Regions from separate parts of the Homo sapiens genome. Here all the other regions are linked to region 2. A link is a contact called in ENCODE Hi-C or POLR2A ChIA-PET data. All regions are on one chromosome and are shown on one strand. Each heading gives the region's core, a stretch centred on a gene start or an enhancer-like site at or near the end of the contact. The rest is flanking DNA. Distances are from core to core; before and after follow the strand shown.

Region 1 (2,700 bases), core at 39-2,538, 110 kb after region 2:
TAAAAACTACATACAAAAAAAAAAAAAACCAAGGCCAAGATAACTATATTGGTAATTTCTACCAAACACTTAAGAAAGAATTAATACCAATCCTCCACAAATTTTTCCAAAAAATAGAAAATTAGAGAACACTCCCAACTCATTATAGGAGGCTAGTTCTATCCCGAAGCTAAATCCAAGCAAAGACATCACAAGAAAAAAGAAAAAAAAAAAAAAACATACAAACCAGCATCTGTCATGAATATAGATACAAAAATTCTCCACAAAACACTAGCAAATCAGATCCAGTAAAGTACAGAAAGAATTATACACCACAACTAAGTGGGATTTATTCCAAGAATGCCAAGTTGACTCAAGATATGAAAATCCAGGGCTGGGCATGGCAGTTCACAGCGTAATCCCGGTGCTTTGGGAGGCTGATGCTGGAGGATCGCTTGAGCCCAGGAGTTCAAGAACAGCCTGGCAACATAGTGAGACCCTGTCTCTACCCAAAAATTTAAAAATTGGCCAGGCGCGATGGCTTACCCCTGTAATCCCTCCACTTTAGGAGGCCAAAGTGGGTGAATTGCTTGAGGCCAGAAGTTGGAGACCAGCCTGGCCAACATGGCAAAACCCTGTCTCTACTAAAAATACAAAAATTAGTTGGGCGTGGTGGTGTGCGTGCCTGTAATCCCAGCTACTTGGGAGGTTGATGCACGAGAATCACTTGAACCCGGGAGGTGGAGGCTACAGTGAGCCGAGATCGCACCACTGCACTCCAGGGCCTGAGATTACAGGCATCAGAAGGAGGCGACAAAGTGAGGCTCCGACTCAAAAAAAAAAAAAAAATTCCGGGCACGGTGGCTCACGCCTGTAATCCCAGCACTTTGGGAGGCCGAGGTGGGCGTATCGCCTGAGGTTGGGAGTTCGAGACCAGCCTGATCAACATGGAGAAACCCCATCTCTATTAAAAATACAAAAAATTAGCTGGGCATGGTGGCGCATGCCTGTAATCCCAGCTACTCAAGAGGCTGAGGCAGGAGAATCATTTGAACCCAGGAGGTGGAGGTTGCGGTGAGCTGAGATCACGCCATTGCACTCCAGCCTGGGCAACAAGAGCAAAACTCCATCTTAAAAAATAAATAAATAAATAAATAAATAAGCATTTGACAAAATTTAACATCCTTTCATGGTAAAACAAAAAAAAACTAGAAATAGAAGGAAGCTTCTTCAACCTGAAACTGAAAGTGAACCTGAAGTGAAAACGGGTACTTATGAAATCCAGCTAACATCATACTTAATAATGAAAGACTAAATGCTTTCCCCTCAAGATTAGGAATAAGACAAGGATCTCTGTTGTTACCACTTCTGTTCAACATTCTACTAGAGACAAACCAGAACAACCAAGCAAGGAAAAGAAATAAAAGGCATCTGGATTAAAAAGGAAGTAACACTATCTTTATTCACAGATGACATGGTCTTATATATGGAAAATCATAAGGATCACACACACACACACACACACACACACACACACAAAAAAAAATCAACAAATATTAGGATGAATAAATGAATTTAGCAAGGCTGCAGGAAACACAATCAATATACAAAAATATGTTGCATTTCTACAAATAGTAATGAACAATCAGAAAGTCAAATTAAGGAAACCGTTCACAATAGCATCACAAAGATTAAAATACTTAGGAATAAATTTAACAAAAGATGTGCAAGATCTGCACACTGAAAACTACAAAATATAACTGAAAGAACTTTTTTTTTTTTTCCTGAGACAAAGTCTCGCTCTGTCACCCAGGCTGAAGTGCAGTGGCGCAATCTCGGCTCACTGCAGATTCCACCTCCCGGGTTCAAGCAATTCTCCTGCCTCAGCCTTCCATGTAGCTGGGATTACAGGCATTTGCCACCACACCTGGCTATTTTTTGTATTTTTAGTAGAGATGGGGTTTCACCATGTTAGCCAGGCTGGTCTCAAACTCCTGACCTCAAGTGATCTGCTCACCTCGGCCTCCTAAAGTGCTGGGATTACAGGCATGAGCCAACATGCCCGGCCTGAAAGAACATTTTTAAAGACCTAAGTCAATGGAAACATATCCCATGTTTATAGATCAGAAGACTTACTATTGATGGCAATACTTTCCTAAGTATTGATGGGAATACTTACTAAGATGGCAATACTTTCCAGGTTGATCTGCAGATTCAACTCAATTCCTATCAAAATCCCAGCTGCTTTTAAAAAAAAAAAAAAAAAAAATTGAAAAGCTTGCCTTAAATTTTATATGAAAATACAAAAGATCCAGAATAACCAGTCTTGAAAAAGAAGAAAGTTGGGGGACTGGGCATAAGGATGGACATAGAGATCAATGAGGTAGAATGAAGAGTTCAAGAATAAACCCTTACATACATGGTCAATCGATTTTCAAAACAGCATTCCAAAAACACTCAATTGGGGCGGGCGCGGTGGCTCACACGTGTAATCCCAGCACTTTGGGAGGCCGAGGTGGGTGGATCACGAGGTCAGGATATCGAGACCATCCTGGCTAACAAGGGGAAACCCCGTCTCTACTGAAAATACAAAAAATTAGCCAGGCATGGTGGCGGGCACGTGTAGTCCCAGCTACTCGGGAGGCTGAGGCAGGAGAATGGCGTGAACCAGGGAGGCGGAGCTTGCAGTGAGCCAAGATCGTGCCACTGCACTCCAGCCTG
Region 2 (2,700 bases), core at 146-2,645:
AAAAAACGAAAAGACTAGAAGAAATACACCCAAATATTGATAGTGATTAACTTGTGGTGAAGGCATCATAATTTTTATTTGATTTAGTATCTCATTTAAAAGATCCAAACTGCACAATCAATCTCTGCAAACAGAGCCAGGAGGCCTCACAAACCCCTCAGTGTGGGAATCAATGCTTTTCACTCCCACACTCGTGTGCGTATTTGAAGCGTGAAAGATTTCTGTTCTGGTTTCCTGCACAAAAGGAGCGACTCCCCAGGGGCTCCACCGGCTCCCCCTTTCCTTCTACGCACGTCTCACAGTTTCAGCAGGGAAGCCGGTGGCCCCCCTCCACTCTTGGCAGCACTCCTACTGAGCGGCCCTACAACCCCCGTGTGGAGGGGGAAACCCGAGACCCCAGTGTGGAGGGGAAAACCCGAGACCCCCATGTGCAGGGGGAAACCCGAGACCCCCGTGTGGAGGGGAAACCCCGTGTGGAGGGGGAAACCAGAGACCCCCGTGTGGAGGGGGAAACCCGAGACCCCCCTGTGGAGGGGGAAACCCGAGACCCCCGTGTGGAGGGGGAAACCCGAGATCCCTGTGTGCAGGGGGAAACCCGAGACCCCCGCGTGGAGGGGGAAACCCCGTGTGGAGGGGGAAACCCGAGACCCCCGTGTGGAGGGGGAAACCCGAGACCCCCGTGTGGAGGGGAAACCCGAGACCCCCCGTGTGGAGGGGAAACCCGAGACCCCCCGTGTGGAGGGGAAACCCTGGCAGTCAGGCTGGCGGTGCTGCCAACCCCTGACTTGGTCCTCTGGAAGGGCACTGAGTGCACTCCCATGGGGCAAAGGGGTGGGCTCTGGAGTGGCACCAGCTGGCCTTCCACATTCCCAGGGCGGCCCCTGTTCCACACCGCCAGCTGCCCCCACTGTGGCCATTCTTGCACCCAGAGCAAGGCTCTCCATGGGCGCCCACCCCACCCGCCCATGAAACCCCCTGTCCCGACTCCACAGAGCGCCCTCCATACAGGCCCCCACCCTCTGCCTCTCAGGGATTTGCAGGCGCTGCCTTGAATGGCACTCGGGGGCCACAGATGCCAGTGTCACTCCCACCACCCTTGGACGTTCTCAACCTATGGGGCATTAAAAGTCACCTCTCCCAGACACTGGGCCCTTGGCTCCCCAGAAACCGTGGGGACAAGAGCTCTGGTCATGGTTTAGGAATGGGCCTGAAACACTTTCGCTCCTCCCCTCGAAAGGTGGAGGGGTCTTCTTCCCTTTCTGACTATGGCCTGGACTTGGTCATTGCATCTGATGAACAGCCTTGCAGAAATGTGCTACGTGATTGCCAAGGCTAGGTCACAAAAAGGACAGTTTCTGCCTGGCTCTGCTCCCAGGATGGCCACATCACAAGGATGTGTGAGCGGCAGGTCCTTCCTGCGCGGAAGGGGCTGACCTCCTACTCCTGAGGGGGCCACCTGGGAGGCAGGCCCTCTGGCCCTGGTCAAACCTTCAGATGAGCCCAGCCCTGGCCTCAGCTCACCTGCAACCCCACAGCACCCAGCTAAGTCGCTCCTGAATTGCTGACTCCACACACTGTGGGGTTAAGGAGTTGTACTGTTTGATGCCCCCACACTGTGGGCTGATTCATTAAAGCAGCAACAGGAAATTAATACCCTAGACAGAAAGGACAGAAAAGACAAGGGGGCAACAAAAACACTTTTTATGGGCTTAACTTGTTCCACGGTCTGTGTTGAACACCTCTCACGCATTCCAGACTCTCAGATGACCCCAGCAGGATGCCATCACTGCCCCAGTTGACAGGTGAGCAAACAGAAGCACAGAGAGGCTTCGTGCATCATATGGGGCCACACAGGGAGTCAGCAGTAGAGCCAGTGCCAGTCCAGATAGCGAGGCTCAGAAGTCAGTGCTCGCCCAGACACACTGCAGCCCCCCCAGGGTGGGCAGGGGCCCCTTAGAGCAGAGCCTCAGACACGCTGGGCAGACCAGGCTTGCTGTTTCAGAACGCCTTTCTTGAGCTAGAGACGATATATTCGACCAGATCCTGAGTTGTACAGGGTGGGGGCCGCCCTGCAGCCCATCACCTGGCCCCCACCTGGCACACAGCAGAGCCCCAGGAGACCAGGTGGTCCTCACCCAGGGGCACACATCACTCCACACTGGCCCAGAAGAACCAGGGTCCCAAGAAGCCTGCTTGAGGGCCAGCACATCAGCTGTGATGCTCCGAGAAGCAGATGCCCGGGCTCCACAGCAGACCTGCTGATTCCGTTGCTACGGCGCAAAGTACAGGAATCTGATTTTTTTTTTTTTTTTTGAGACAGATTATCTCACTGTTGCCCAGGTTAGAGTGCTGTGGTGCCATCTTGGCTCACTGCAGCTTCCTGGGTTCAAGCAATTCTCATGCCTCAGCCTCCCGAGTAGCTGGGACCACAGGTATGCACCACCATGTCCAGCAAATTTTTGTATGTTTAGTAGAGATGGGGTTTCGCCATGTTGGCCAGGCTGGCCTCGATCTCCTGACCTCAGGTAATCCGCCCAACTCGACCTCCCAAAGCGCTGGGATTACAGGTGTGAGCCACCGCACCCAGTCATGACGTTTATTTTTAAAAATCAGATTCTCAGCCGGGCGCGGTGGCTCACACCTGTAATCTGAGCACTTTGGGAGGCCGAGGCAGGAAAATAGCTTGAACCTGGGAGGAGG
Region 3 (2,700 bases), core at 107-2,606, 73 kb after region 2:
GCTTGAACCCGGGAGGTGGAGGTTGCAGTGAGCTGAGATCATGCCATTGCACTCTAGCATGGGTGACAGAGCAAGACTCTGTCTCAAAAAAAAAAAAAAAGAAAAAAGAAAAACTGGCAATCATAAGTAGAAAAAAAATTGTAATTGAAAGTTATTTGTTCAAGAACTGGAGACCAACTAGGAACACACGAAGCAGAGAAGTGAGTCTCCGCGTCTGCATCAATGACGCAAAAGCAGCTGTGCAGGGAACCCGTCTGGCCCAGGCCCAGGCCTCCTGCACCCAGCGTCTGCGAGCTCCATGCTACCAGAGGGGCTGCAGTTGGCTGAGGGAGGTGGGGATGCCATTTGAGGTCTAGCCGCAGGGTGAGGGGAGCACGGCCGGCCAGTGTACACAGGTCAGGGGCCAGGTTCCCGGCCTTGCTCAGCACCGCACGTCACTGCATTGAAGCACATCTTTAGTAAAACCAGCTCTTCCCTTAAAGAGAATGCCACGGGGCATGAGTATGATGCTTTTGACAAAAAACAAAGGCATCACTGTTAACTCCGATCTATCCCATGTGAGGTGGGAGAAGGGAGAGAGCAGAGACAAGGAGACAATTACACAAGCAGCAGCCCAACGTGTGCTTTGCAATATGCTGACCTGGCTTGCCCCACACCCAAGGGCAGACCCACAGATAGCCCTGCCTCTGCATCCACCACCAGAGCACCCAGTACCCAGCACCAGGCCACCCAGCACCCAGCACCAGGCCACCCAGCATCCAGCACCAGACCACCCAGCACCCAGCATCAGGCCACCCAGCACCAGGCCACCCAGCATCCAGCACCAGGCCACCCCAGCATCCAGTGCCTGGGCACCCAACGTCCAGCACCAGGGCACCCCAGCATTCAGCACCACAGCACCCCTGCATCCAGCACCAGGGCACCCCAGCCTCACCCACCCCAGGCCTCTGAAGGAGCAGGAGGCTGGGCCCCATGTCCCGCAATAGCACAGCCAGCTGGGCGAGACCACAGGCAGCACTGGAAGGGACTGTGCGGCTCTTTCGGATTAGGAAAGGGCCATGCTCCGCACAGCAGAAAACAGGGACGAGGTCGAAGAGGCAGCACAGAAAGCCCAGAGTCACTCCCCACCCACCATCGGAAACCAGTGAGCTCATTAGAAACCGCTTATCTATGAGGCCAAATGCCCTCAGCAGGAGAGAAGGAGGAGGGGGAAGGAGGAGGGGGAAGGAGGGGGAAGGAGGGGGAAGCGGGTGGGGAAGAGGAGAGGAGGAAGAGATCAAAGGGCGTGGTGGAGCTACACTTTCGACAGGCCTCCAGCACTGGGGACTATCTGGGAACGTCCAGGAAGGCCTGCGAGCTGAGACTGGGTGACTCATCTCTGGTGACAGAGGTAACCACCTGGCCAGAGGCACCTCTTTAAAGAGACAGATTCTTACACCCATCACAAACAGACCAGAACACTGGCCAGGCGTGGTGGCTCACACCTGTAATCCCAGCACTTTGGGAGGCTGAGGCAAGCGGATTACTTGAGCTCAGGAGTTCAAGACCAGCCCGACCAACATGGAGAAACCCCGTCTCTCTACTAAAAATACAAAATTAGCTAGGCACAGTGGCTCTCACCTGTAATCCCAGCACTTTGGGAGGCCAAGGCAGGTGGATTGCCTGAGGTCAGAAGTTTGAGACCAGCCTGGCCAACATGGCAAAACCCCATCTCTACTAAAAATACAAAAATTAGCCAGGTGTGGCAGTGGGCACCTGTAACCTCAGCTACTTGGGTGCCTGAGGCAGGAGAATCGCTTGAACCCAAGAGGCAGAGGCTGCAGTGAGCCGAGATTATACCACTGTACTCCAGCCTGGGCAACAGAGCGAAACTCCATCTCCAAAACAAAAAACAAAACAAAACAAAAAAACGGAATACTGACCAGAAGAAAATACCCAGGCTTGCTATTCCTTATTGAGGACACTCTGGGGAAAAACTCAAGGACTGGCCAGGCTGAGTGACAAGGAACAGAAATGGCTCCCGGGGCCCAGGGCCCCGGCCATGTCATCTGCAGGGATTTTCCCCATCTTATTTATGCAAGGGGCTCCTACTTGTAAACTGGAGAGAAAATGTTGTCCAAGAGGCTCAGAACCGGTGTCGGAGGCTCAGCGAGGACAGGCCCTCTCCCTGGGGTCCCAGAGTGGGCAGGAGGCCACAGCACCATGGACTCTGGGCTCCTCTGGCTGATCACGGAGGTCCAGGCCATGAGGCCCTTGAGGCTCAAGGAGAAGGGTGTCTGAGGCAGGTCAGTCTCACGGTAGCCACAGAGCATGCGCAGTGGAGTGACCCGGGCAGGAGGCTCCCCAGGCCAGCACCCCAGCCAGGAAGGGAAGGAGCAACTCTGTGTGTATCACAGCTTCACAGTCTCCAGCAATTCAGCATTTGCCCGCTTAAGTTTCTAGGTGCTGATAATTCACAAATAAAGGAGAAGAAAGCTTGCTCTCTCCTGCCTTCCAGGCCTGCGTGGAGGTGTGGGCCTGGTGTTGGGGCTGACCAGGAATCCTGCATCTCATGGGTGGCCCCACAGGACAAGTGAGCGGCTATGACACTGGACACTGCTTGGTGGCCAGCAGTTGCCCCAGGCCCCTGAGGATGGAGACAACAGGCAGAGCTGGGCAGCTACCTCCTTAAGCCCCACCCAGGGGCACCACCCCCCAAGA

The links. Hi-C counts contacts between places; a loop is a spot of excess contacts on that map. ChIA-PET counts read pairs that join two places held with the same protein, here RNA polymerase II (POLR2A). Pooled maps may share reads with other maps.
Region 1: a pooled map shows a loop between it and region 2 (2.0-fold over the local background). The contact joins two enhancer-like sites. A Hi-C loop is called at or near these places in 4 of 168 maps with a recorded cell type or tissue (GM18951, PC-9, aorta and 1 more) and 4 of 50 pooled maps.
Region 3: a loop to region 2 is called in a pooled map, with 1.9 times the contacts of the local background. The contact joins two enhancer-like sites. A Hi-C loop is called at or near these places in 4 of 168 maps with a recorded cell type or tissue (adrenal gland, lower leg skin, posterior vena cava and 1 more) and 5 of 50 pooled maps. POLR2A ChIA-PET finds 5 or more read pairs at or near these places in 5 of 52 experiments (BJ, CD4-positive, alpha-beta T cell, H1 and 2 more).

The regions. Positions count from the first base shown.
Region 1 is chr21:43,841,504-43,844,203 of GRCh38, reverse strand. No RefSeq gene overlaps it. Among named protein-coding and RNA genes, the nearest start is that of AGPAT3, 22 kb to the left of the region's middle. Within about 2 kb of position 1,288, at least 3 of the 41 ENCODE cell types and tissues checked have a DNase peak (open chromatin) inside an H3K27ac peak, as active enhancers do.
Region 2 is chr21:43,955,513-43,958,212 of GRCh38, reverse strand. All of the region lies in intron 2 of AGPAT3 (1-acylglycerol-3-phosphate O-acyltransferase 3), which reads right to left. Among named protein-coding and RNA genes, the nearest start is that of TRAPPC10, 55 kb to the left of the region's middle. RefSeq lists an enhancer at 1,551-2,051. Within about 2 kb of position 1,395, at least 3 of the 41 ENCODE cell types and tissues checked have a DNase peak (open chromatin) inside an H3K27ac peak, as active enhancers do.
Region 3 is chr21:43,882,792-43,885,491 of GRCh38, reverse strand. All of the region lies in intron 1 of AGPAT3 (1-acylglycerol-3-phosphate O-acyltransferase 3), which reads right to left. Among named protein-coding and RNA genes, the nearest start is that of AGPAT3, 19 kb to the right of the region's middle. RefSeq lists an enhancer at 2,688-2,700. Within about 2 kb of position 1,356, at least 12 of the 41 ENCODE cell types and tissues checked have a DNase peak (open chromatin) inside an H3K27ac peak, as active enhancers do.